Regions from separate parts of the Homo sapiens genome. Here region 2 is linked to region 1. The links are chromatin loops, found by intact Hi-C in ENCODE. Cell type or tissue: GM12878. All regions are shown on one strand. Links, peaks and the distances in the headings refer to the core of each region. The heading gives the core; the rest is flanking DNA. Region 1 overlaps C1QTNF7-AS1 (C1QTNF7 antisense RNA 1). Region 2 overlaps LINC00504 (long intergenic non-protein coding RNA 504).

Region 1 (4,391 bases), core at 147-4,146:
TTAATAACAGATTCGAGTTATTCCCTTCAGGATTAGATAAGTTATGCTAAAAAATAAATTCAGGGGCTTCAAAACAACAAAGGTTTACCTCCTGGTCACATTATATATTCATTGCAAAGTTTCCTTCTTGCAATCACTTGGGGCCTCAGGTTGATGGAGCAGCCACCATCTCCCATGTTGGGTCACCATAAGGGAGGAAATGCTGCTCTGGGCATCTCACCCCTGTAATTGAATGCTCAACTGAAGTGACATCACTCACTTCCGCTCACATCTTATTGGCCAGAGCTGACCACATGGCCCTCTCCCAACCTCACAGAACAAGGGAGGGCCATTCTACTGTGGGCCTGGAAGGCAGAGAACTAGAAGTTTTTAGAGAGCAGCATTTTCAATAACCACATGCACCCTCCATGGATTTGCAGTGGTAGAGCATGTTGACTGGTAGTACTGATGGAGACCACCTTTATTTGCATTATGTAACAGACTTTTATGGAGCACATCCTAGATGTCAGGGATGATGCCCAGCATGGGAGATGCAAAGTCATAGATAAGTTCTCGGTCCTAAAATGCCACACAAGAAATATGCACTGGATGTTCTGTGAGCTTCAACCAGCCACTTCATCCAGCCTGAGGAAAGGGAAATAGATTCCTGGAGGTGGTGAGTCCTACAGGAGCAGTCGAGCATGCAGAGGCTGGAAAAGAAAGGTGTTCTGGGCAATCAGGACAGCATGAGCCAGCCAAGGCATGGGTGATGCCAGCTCTGCATGTGTAGGGCCCTCCAAGCAGTATTTGCTGCTGGAGCATCAAATGGGAGATGAGATGGTCAAGAAGAGTGAACCTGGGTGGAAGGAGAACTGGTTAGAAGGTAGTGATGGCATCCAGGGAAGAGAGGGTGAGTCCTGTAATTGGGCAGTGAAGGGGATGGAGGAAGGGAGCCAGGCTCCAGAAACCATGAAATGCTGCCTTCGGCTCTGAGCTCCCGAGAAGCAGCAGAGCAGAGGGAGGGAATAACATGCAGCCAGAAGGACAGACCTGGATGCTGTGTGCACCTGCTTGGAAGCCACAACTCTTTGGTGTAAGCCCTGCTTCCCCACTTCATGGCTGTGTTACCCTGGACAAGTTATTTGCCTTCTCTGTGCTTTAGTGTCCCCATCTCAAAAGTAGGGATAATAATAGAAAACGCATAAGTCTGAGGTTATGTATATTAATACGTACAGAGGACAGGGACTGTGGTATCTGGCTGGGCTAAAGAAGTGTGGACTATCTTTTGTAGCCTCTGCAGGGGTTCCTGCCTCTCCCAGCCAGGCCAAGCCTGCTCTGCCAGCTGAAATGTCAACATGGGCGGTTCCTGTCTGAAGTCCCCACAGACAAAGGATGCTTTGCACCCAGGGGACCTGAGCAGTGTCCTTTTCTGTTTGTCTCACAGAGGCCTTCCTTTTCTGGCCGCAGCTGACCCGAGGGTGGGCGGACCCCGCAGCAGGCTCTTTTCTGCTGAGTCATCCTGCCTGGCCTGCCTGGCTGGAGTGACATAGCAGGAGGAGCTGGCTCCCCTGCAGGCTGAATCTGTCCTGGGGGTGGGGTGGGGAGGGTGGTAACATTTTATTTAGGGGGATCAAAAAGCCTCCAGATGAAACAATGGTGGTTTTTTTTTAATGGGTATGGTGGGCTGTTTGCCAAAGCTTGGCCTGCCAAATAGTGCTGGTAAAGGAGGGACTGTTGTCACTGGGTTTTTGGCCATGAATTTGCATCCTAGCAGGAGGCAGGAGGCAGCAGCCTAGGAAGGCCTGGTCTTATTTTTATCGTGTAAGAATGAGGTACCCTTTGGTAGAGTTTGTGAGAATCTGTTTCACTTCCAGAGCTACGCATGCTGAGTAATAATGATTGCTGACTTTTTTGAGCACTTGGTGTATGACAGCCTCTCTACCAAGCTTTCAAAGCATTCTTTCATTCAGTCCTTACCAGCTTGTGAACTAGGTTCTCTTCTTATTTCTGTTTAACCCACGAGGGAACTGACTTTCAGAGCGGTTAAGTCAGTTGTGTGAGGTCACGCAGCAGAAGGTGGCAGAGCAGGCAGTCTGATGCGGGGGCACAATCTCTCGATGGGTACACCTTGCAGAGGGCTGTAGGAGTTACTGGGGGCGTGTGCAGCAGGGAGTCTCACACGCAGTGGGTGTACAAGAAATAGCCTCCATCCCTTTTATCACTATTATTTATTCCTTCTAAACAAACAAACAGCAACCATTCAACATGGCGATGTGATTTTGAAGGGATGATTTTGGTCCTGCTTGAGGACATGTCTTGTGTCTTGACTCCACATCACTAGGACATGGGCAGTCTGCACACAGAGACCTCAGGAATGTGACACCCCGGCCCCCTACTTCTATTGCTTTCAGACTGTCTTGGGTTGACCTTCTTTAGTAGCAGGATGACCTTCACTCTCCATATCTTTATTTCATGGTTCAGGACTCAAATGTGTAGGTTGTAGAAATTTTACAAATTCCAGACAGGCTTACCACATTTAAAATACCACTGACAAGTGTGTAATGCCTACCTTTTTAACTCCATGTAGGTCAGCTACATAGTACTCTCAGGGAGTAAGAACTTTCCTAAAGCAACTCGGAACTGGGCCATTTTGCTTACTTGCTGGCGGCCTGATAATACCAGGGCTTCTCGGTGTTGCTAAGAGTTTCCAAGGAGAGAGATTTGCTTCTCTCCCATTTTCCCCTTCCAGGGCACCAGAATGAGCTCGCTGCTGGAGCCTAGGGCACGTTCTTCACTTGGTCACCATCAAAATAAAATTACCAAGCACGCAGGTACTGACGAAGCCTGTCACTACACAAAATTAATCATTTTAAAAAGTAAATGACCCAGTTTCCTGTGGTGTGTGTTTTTGGGGCCCAGGGAGTGCCCTTCCCCCCTCAAGTGAATTGGAGATGCCTCAGATGATGTCAGCTCACTCTGCAAGCGACAGAGAGATGGGTTGGCAAGATCTGCAGCATGAGCCTGGGATCCGGCTGCCATTTGGGCTGCTGTCGGCATCACTGTGGAGACCATTAATCTTCAACTTACGACGACTGAGCCTTCTCGGGGCATTGAGTTTTCTTGTTCTGTTTTGTTCAGCGTGGCATTCAAGATTCCTTCACAGAAATCTGTGTCGGGGCAGGAAAATGCTATGTGAATTATGTCCTTGTGAAGTCACCATCTGGCCAATATTCATCTTGCTTAGTGAAATATCAAGGACATCCTTCGGCACAGATGCTGCGGGGCAAGAACATAGCACACAAGTGACTGCAGTCATAAACCAACACGCAATCAAGTGTAATTAATGCACCTGGTGCCCACTTCAGAGTTCCAGTCCCACAGTCGCACACTGGTTGGCTTTTCCTTTTTCATATGTGGCTTTTTGTTGTTGTCAGGTTTTTTTTTTTTTCTTCCCTTTTGGGGTGGGGATAGATGTTTGCAGTTTGAATCGGCCCTGGGATCTTCAGCAGTAAATAAGTCACCATCATGGAGCTGGTGAAAATGGGAGTGTTTGTGTGCATTCAAGAAGCTGCATCACATGCAAACCGTACAATACTGAGCAGCATTCTGTGCCTTGAAAAGGCCATTGTCCCGTGCGTCTGGAATCCGTTCTCCTGTTGACACTCACTGGCTTTTGAAGGCCAGGTCCAGATACTGGCCTCCAAGTGCTTTTGTGCCAGATGGAAGAAGGGAAGGGATCCAAAACTTGGAAAAATAAAAGATAAAAACACAAAACAGTCCCCCATGACTTCTCTATCAGCAGGATTTCATAGCCTCCTTCCCCCTTTTCCACACTGGTCTTGACCTGGTGGTGTTTTAAAGTGGTGATGGGAGAGGAAGAGCAGCATTTTGCCTCACTGGAACTGAAATTCTGGAAGCTGTGAATCCTTTCTTTGGATGGAGACCTGGGGGTTAACTAGTGGGGCAAAGGTGGGGAGCAGAAGTTGCAGAAGAGAAACAGTGATATGAGGGCTCCTTATAACCCAAGAGCCATGTAAGTAAGGCATGGGGATATGGGAGGCAGGGGGGCCTTTACCTGGGGTTCAGGGACACATAAGGAAAGTGACCTGGGCTCACTTGCAGTGTTTCTGCTGTGCACAGAGGAGAGGAGGGATGCTCCTACAGTGACCTTGCTGTGGGCAGTGCAGCCTGGGTGCATATGGCGGCTGCGAGCTCATCCTCCTGTGTCACTTCTACACGGAAATAGCAAAATTGCCGTTAGCAATTAAAGGTTTCAAAGGCCCCTGAGTGTCATTAGGGGCTTGTCAATGGCTTTCTCTGAGCTGCAGGATGAATGGCTCCCAATTGTCTCCTATCAAATTAAAGCTCCTTATCATAGGCTGTAGCATCCTCTGCTAATTGGTGCCTGCTTC
Region 2 (4,391 bases), core at 169-4,168, 400 kb after region 1:
GGGATGTATTTAATCAGTGCTTATACCCTCATTGTATCTAGGAAGTAACTAACTTTTGATTTTTACAGGCTCATAGGCAGAAGGGATTTGCCTTGTCTCAGACAAGACTTTAGGCGACTGTTGCAAGGGCATGATTATGTTTTGAAATATGAAGACATAAGATTTGTGAGGGGTCATGAACAGAATGATGCAGTTTGGCTGTGTTCATGCCCAAATCTCATCTTGAATTGTAGTTCCCATAATCACCACATGTGATGGGAGGAGCCCGGTGGGAGGTAATTGAATCATGGGGGCTGTTTCCCCCATGCTGTTCTCATGAGAGTGAATAAGTTCTCATGAGAGCTGATGGTTTTATAAGGGGCTTCCCCCTTCATTCAGCTCTCATTCTGCTCCTTCCTGCTGCCATGTGAAGAAGGACATGTTTGCTTTTCCTTCCACCATGACTGTAAGTTTTCTGAAGCCTCCCTAGCCCCACAGTCAATTAAACCTCTTTTCTTTACAAATTGCCCAGTCTCAGGCAGTTATTTATAGCAGCATGAGAATGCACTAATACACCCACTGTGGATTATGTCTGAGGCTTTTTGTACTTTTCATGCTGAATAAAACAAGATTCTGTTAAAAAAAAAAAAAGCAGCAAAATTCTGTTTTTTGAAAAGAACACATTGTACTTATACCATTATCTCTTTCAGCCTTCAACATGGGCCTGTTGGGTAGCAGAGGGGAGGTATCCTGCATTTACATACTTTCTTGGAGAAGTGAACTGACTTCCTCAATAAATAGTGGAGTTCTCTACAGTTCTACACACTCTCATCTCCTGAAACCCATGGGTCTTGGGTCTTTTCTATCTCACAGTAGACAAGTGACTCCCTTAGCTTAGTGACTTACAGTAGTGGGCTGGTGAATATTGAACAACAGGCTCTCTGAGCAGCTTTTACTAATTTGCATGGTGTGAATATTCCCACCTGGCTGACTTCAAACCATCAGCATGATGTCACTGAATGTAGACTTGGGAAGAGACTTATGCATGCTGGGTTCTCCTGAGCCTAAGGGTTCAATGACCCCATCAGGCAAACCACAGCCTAGGCCCTGGTTGGGGGAGTGGAAATCAATTCTCTGGAAGTTCAGTCCACATGGTCATTTATGGTGTGTCTTACACAAAGAGTATACTGAAGTTCTAATGCTCAGTACCTCAGAATGTTAACTTATTTAAAAATGGGGTTATTGTAGAAGCAATTAGTTAAAATGAGGTCATACGGGAGTAAGGTGAGTTTCTAATCCAATATGACTGGCATCTTTATAAGAAGATAGCCAAGTGAAGACACAAAGACACAGGCAGAAGACTATGTGCAGATGGACAGAGAGATCAGAGTGATGCATTTTTGGGCTGAGGAACTCCTGTAACTACCAGAAGCTTAAAGAGGCAAGGAAGTCTCATCCCCTAGGAGCTTCAGAGGTAGCATGGCTCTGCCAGCACCTTGATTTCAAGCTTCCAACCTCCAGAACTGTGAGAAGATACATTTCAGTTGTTTCAAGTCATCTAGCCACCTTATGCCTGCCTTAGGAAACTAAAGGTCCCTGTGCTTTCTTATACCCTGCACCCCCTGGTTTGAAATATGACTGCCTTTGGGAAAAATCCCATTTTTTTGTGTTTTAAGGTTAAAGTGATCTCTCATTCCACTCCTTCCCCATTTAGATCATGTCATAGGAATCTAGTGCAATGAGCTAAAATATAGGAGAACCCATTGGCTTATAGACCTAAGAAAGTTATATTAGTTAAACACATACTAGGTATCAGGTGCTATACCACTGGTTTTTCATGTGTTGCCACATTTACCTTAATCTTCACAACAACCTCTGAATAGGTATAATTATCCTCATTTTACAAATGGGAAAACAGAAGCTCAGTGATGTTAGGTAACTTGCCTAAGGTCACAGAGCTGGTGGACAGCAGGGAAGACAACTTGGGTGTGGTGAGCAGTCACAGATGCAACACCACATCTTAGTGCTCCACCCTGTGGCTGATTCGTGGGAGTCCCCATAGGCTACAGCTGCACAAACACCTCAGTGAATGCTCCATCTGTGCCCAGAGACAAAATGGGATTTGAGGAAAGGAGAGGAAAGGTGGAGGGCAGTCGATTAAATAAGTAACCCTGCATCTCCTTGGTGAGCTGTTCCACATGGGGTGGTTGCCATTTCCATGTGGCAAATAACAATGAAGGATCCACAGTGATATCACAATATGCTAACCTTAATTCTTCATGTGCATGCAGCACTGAACATCTGTGACAAATTTTCTATTAAATGGTTCTTGTCTATTCACAGGCTCTGGAGCCAGGCAGAGCTGGATTCAAATTCCAGCCCTGAACCTTATCAGCAGTAAGCTGCTTAATCATTCATGAGTTGCTTCACTTCCACCTTTTGTAACCTCATAGGGTTTTTGGGAGGATTCAATTAGGTGAATGGAGTGTGTGCAGTGCATAGTAGGTGTCAAGGAGAAACGCTGACTGCCAACTCCTTGGCTTCTTATGAAGGAGTTTCCCTCAATACTTCTGACCTGTGCCACAGTTTTCCTGCCTGCAGAGTGCATAGCCATGATGGGAGATCATGCTGGGAAACAGGAGAGAAACAAATTGACCAAAAGTTCCAAGTATGTGCCTCAGTTTCCCCATCTGCCTCCCCTGGATCCATGATGCACCATTCTGCAATTCTCATCCCTCTTATGGGTTGCATTGTGAACCCACAAAGAACATATTAAATTTCTAACCTCTGGTACCTGGCAACATGGCCTTATTTGGAAATAATTTGGGTCTTTGCAAATTTGATCAAGTTAAGATGAGGTCATTAGGATGGGTCCTTCCTCCAATATGACTGGCATCCTTCTAAGAAGAGGAAAACACCATCTGAAGACAGAGGCACATGGGGAGAATGCAACATGACCATGGAAAGAGGTCTAAATGCTGCACCTTCCAGTCAGGGAAGCCCAGGGCTACCAGAAGTTGGAAGAAACAAGGAAGGATCCTCCCCTAAGGGCTTCCAAGGGAGCATGGCCTTGCTAAAACCTTGATTTCAGACTTTTTCTCTGCAGATCTGTGAGACAATAAATTTCCCTTGTCTTAAGCCACCAAATGTGTGGTATTCTAAGGCAGCCCTGGGAAACAAATACCCTCCACCGAGGTGCGTGTTACCTGGTGTTAGTGAATGAGTAAACGAATGAAGGAATGAGTGCCTCTGTGTGTGGTTGCTCTTGGCCAGAATGGAGATGAGGGCTGTTGTAGAACAGGAAAGTGTTTTTCTATTAACACCTGAGGTGAATAAGTGTAAGTAGGGCACTGTGGAAAAGGAAAAGACAAGGAAAGGAACCAATGTATATTGAGCACATCCTATGTGTTTGTTCCTCCACCAGGTGAATTGCAAATGTCTCCTTTAGTCTGTGAACCCTGTAAGGTGGGTGTTGTTATTCTAGTTTTCCAGATGGGAAAACTTCAGTTAGAGAGAGTAGACGCTCAGCTTAAGGTCTAACAAGAGAGCAAGGGGCTGAGCAAATTCCAAACAGGGGTTGGTCTCATTCCAACATCTGCCTGTGATATTTCTACTTGATGCAAAGCAATTGAGGCAATAAAAATCAAGTTGTAGCAGGTAAAATTTCAAACAGAGGTTGCAATTATGAGTAGTCATTGCACTTGTCCTGAAATCAGGAGGGAGGAGAGTCTTGATGGAGGCATCCAGTTAAGGCATAGAGAGGTAGCATAGCAGAGTTTATGTGGATGGGTCTGGAGCCATTCTACCCGGGTTCCAATGCCAGCCATCTCCACATTAACTAGCTGAGTGCCTTTGCCACATTACTCCTTCTATTTTTAGGCCTCCTGGCTTGCCATGTGGCAATAACAGGGACAGGGACCATAGGGCTGTAGTGGGGACTAAATGATCATCACAAAAGAAGAAGTTAGAACCGAACTTGCTACATACTGAACATGACAAAGTGCTTGTTGCTGCTATTATTTTTTTATTACTTAAAATGTGACCCGTGCCAGGTCTCCTCCTCCCCCTAAATGACTGTCTCCTTTGCGTGGCTCTCAGGGCATTTTGCTGATCTGCTCTCTGCCACAGTGACTTCCAACACTTGAGCCAAGCTGAAATATTATGTTTCTAATTAGAGAACTGAGTGCCATGTTGGTTCATAGTGCCTTTCCTGAAGCTTTTGGCTGTAATGTTTCACAGCCATTAATAAGGAAACAATCTGGAAGAGAATTTGTAGTCGTGACTTCTAGCACTGATCCAAAAAATGTCTCTCTGGTCCCCAATGTGTGCATATCTCTCTGTTGGTTCACTGAAGGGTGTGGGAGTGCTCCTTTCAGAGCAAGAGCACAAGCCTCACACCCAGCTGGTTCCTG

The links. Peaks named below come from ENCODE experiments on the same cell type or tissue, not always from the same donor. Only the 100,000 strongest peaks of a DNase experiment are listed, where the experiment ranks them.
Region 2: it touches region 1 in a loop (1.9-fold over the local background); 8 of 110 quality-filtered maps call a loop at or near these places.

What each region holds. Positions count from the first base shown.
Region 1 is chr4:15,147,119-15,151,509 of GRCh38, reverse strand. The region is part of intron 2 of C1QTNF7-AS1 (C1QTNF7 antisense RNA 1); the gene reads left to right. Among named protein-coding and RNA genes, the nearest start is that of CPEB2, 150 kb to the right of the region's middle. RefSeq lists enhancers at 1,302-1,441, 577-1,533, 499-1,698, 1,534-2,490. In GM12878, for the core only: no CTCF peak of the experiment used is centred there; DNase peaks (open chromatin) are centred at 1,429 and 1,929; H3K27ac peaks cover 725 bases.
Region 2 is chr4:14,747,730-14,752,120 of GRCh38, reverse strand. All of the region lies in intron 2 of LINC00504 (long intergenic non-protein coding RNA 504), which reads left to right. Among named protein-coding and RNA genes, the nearest start is that of LINC00504, 140 kb to the left of the region's middle. In GM12878, for the core only: a CTCF peak has its summit at 2,014 (motif pointing left); no DNase peak of the experiment used is centred there.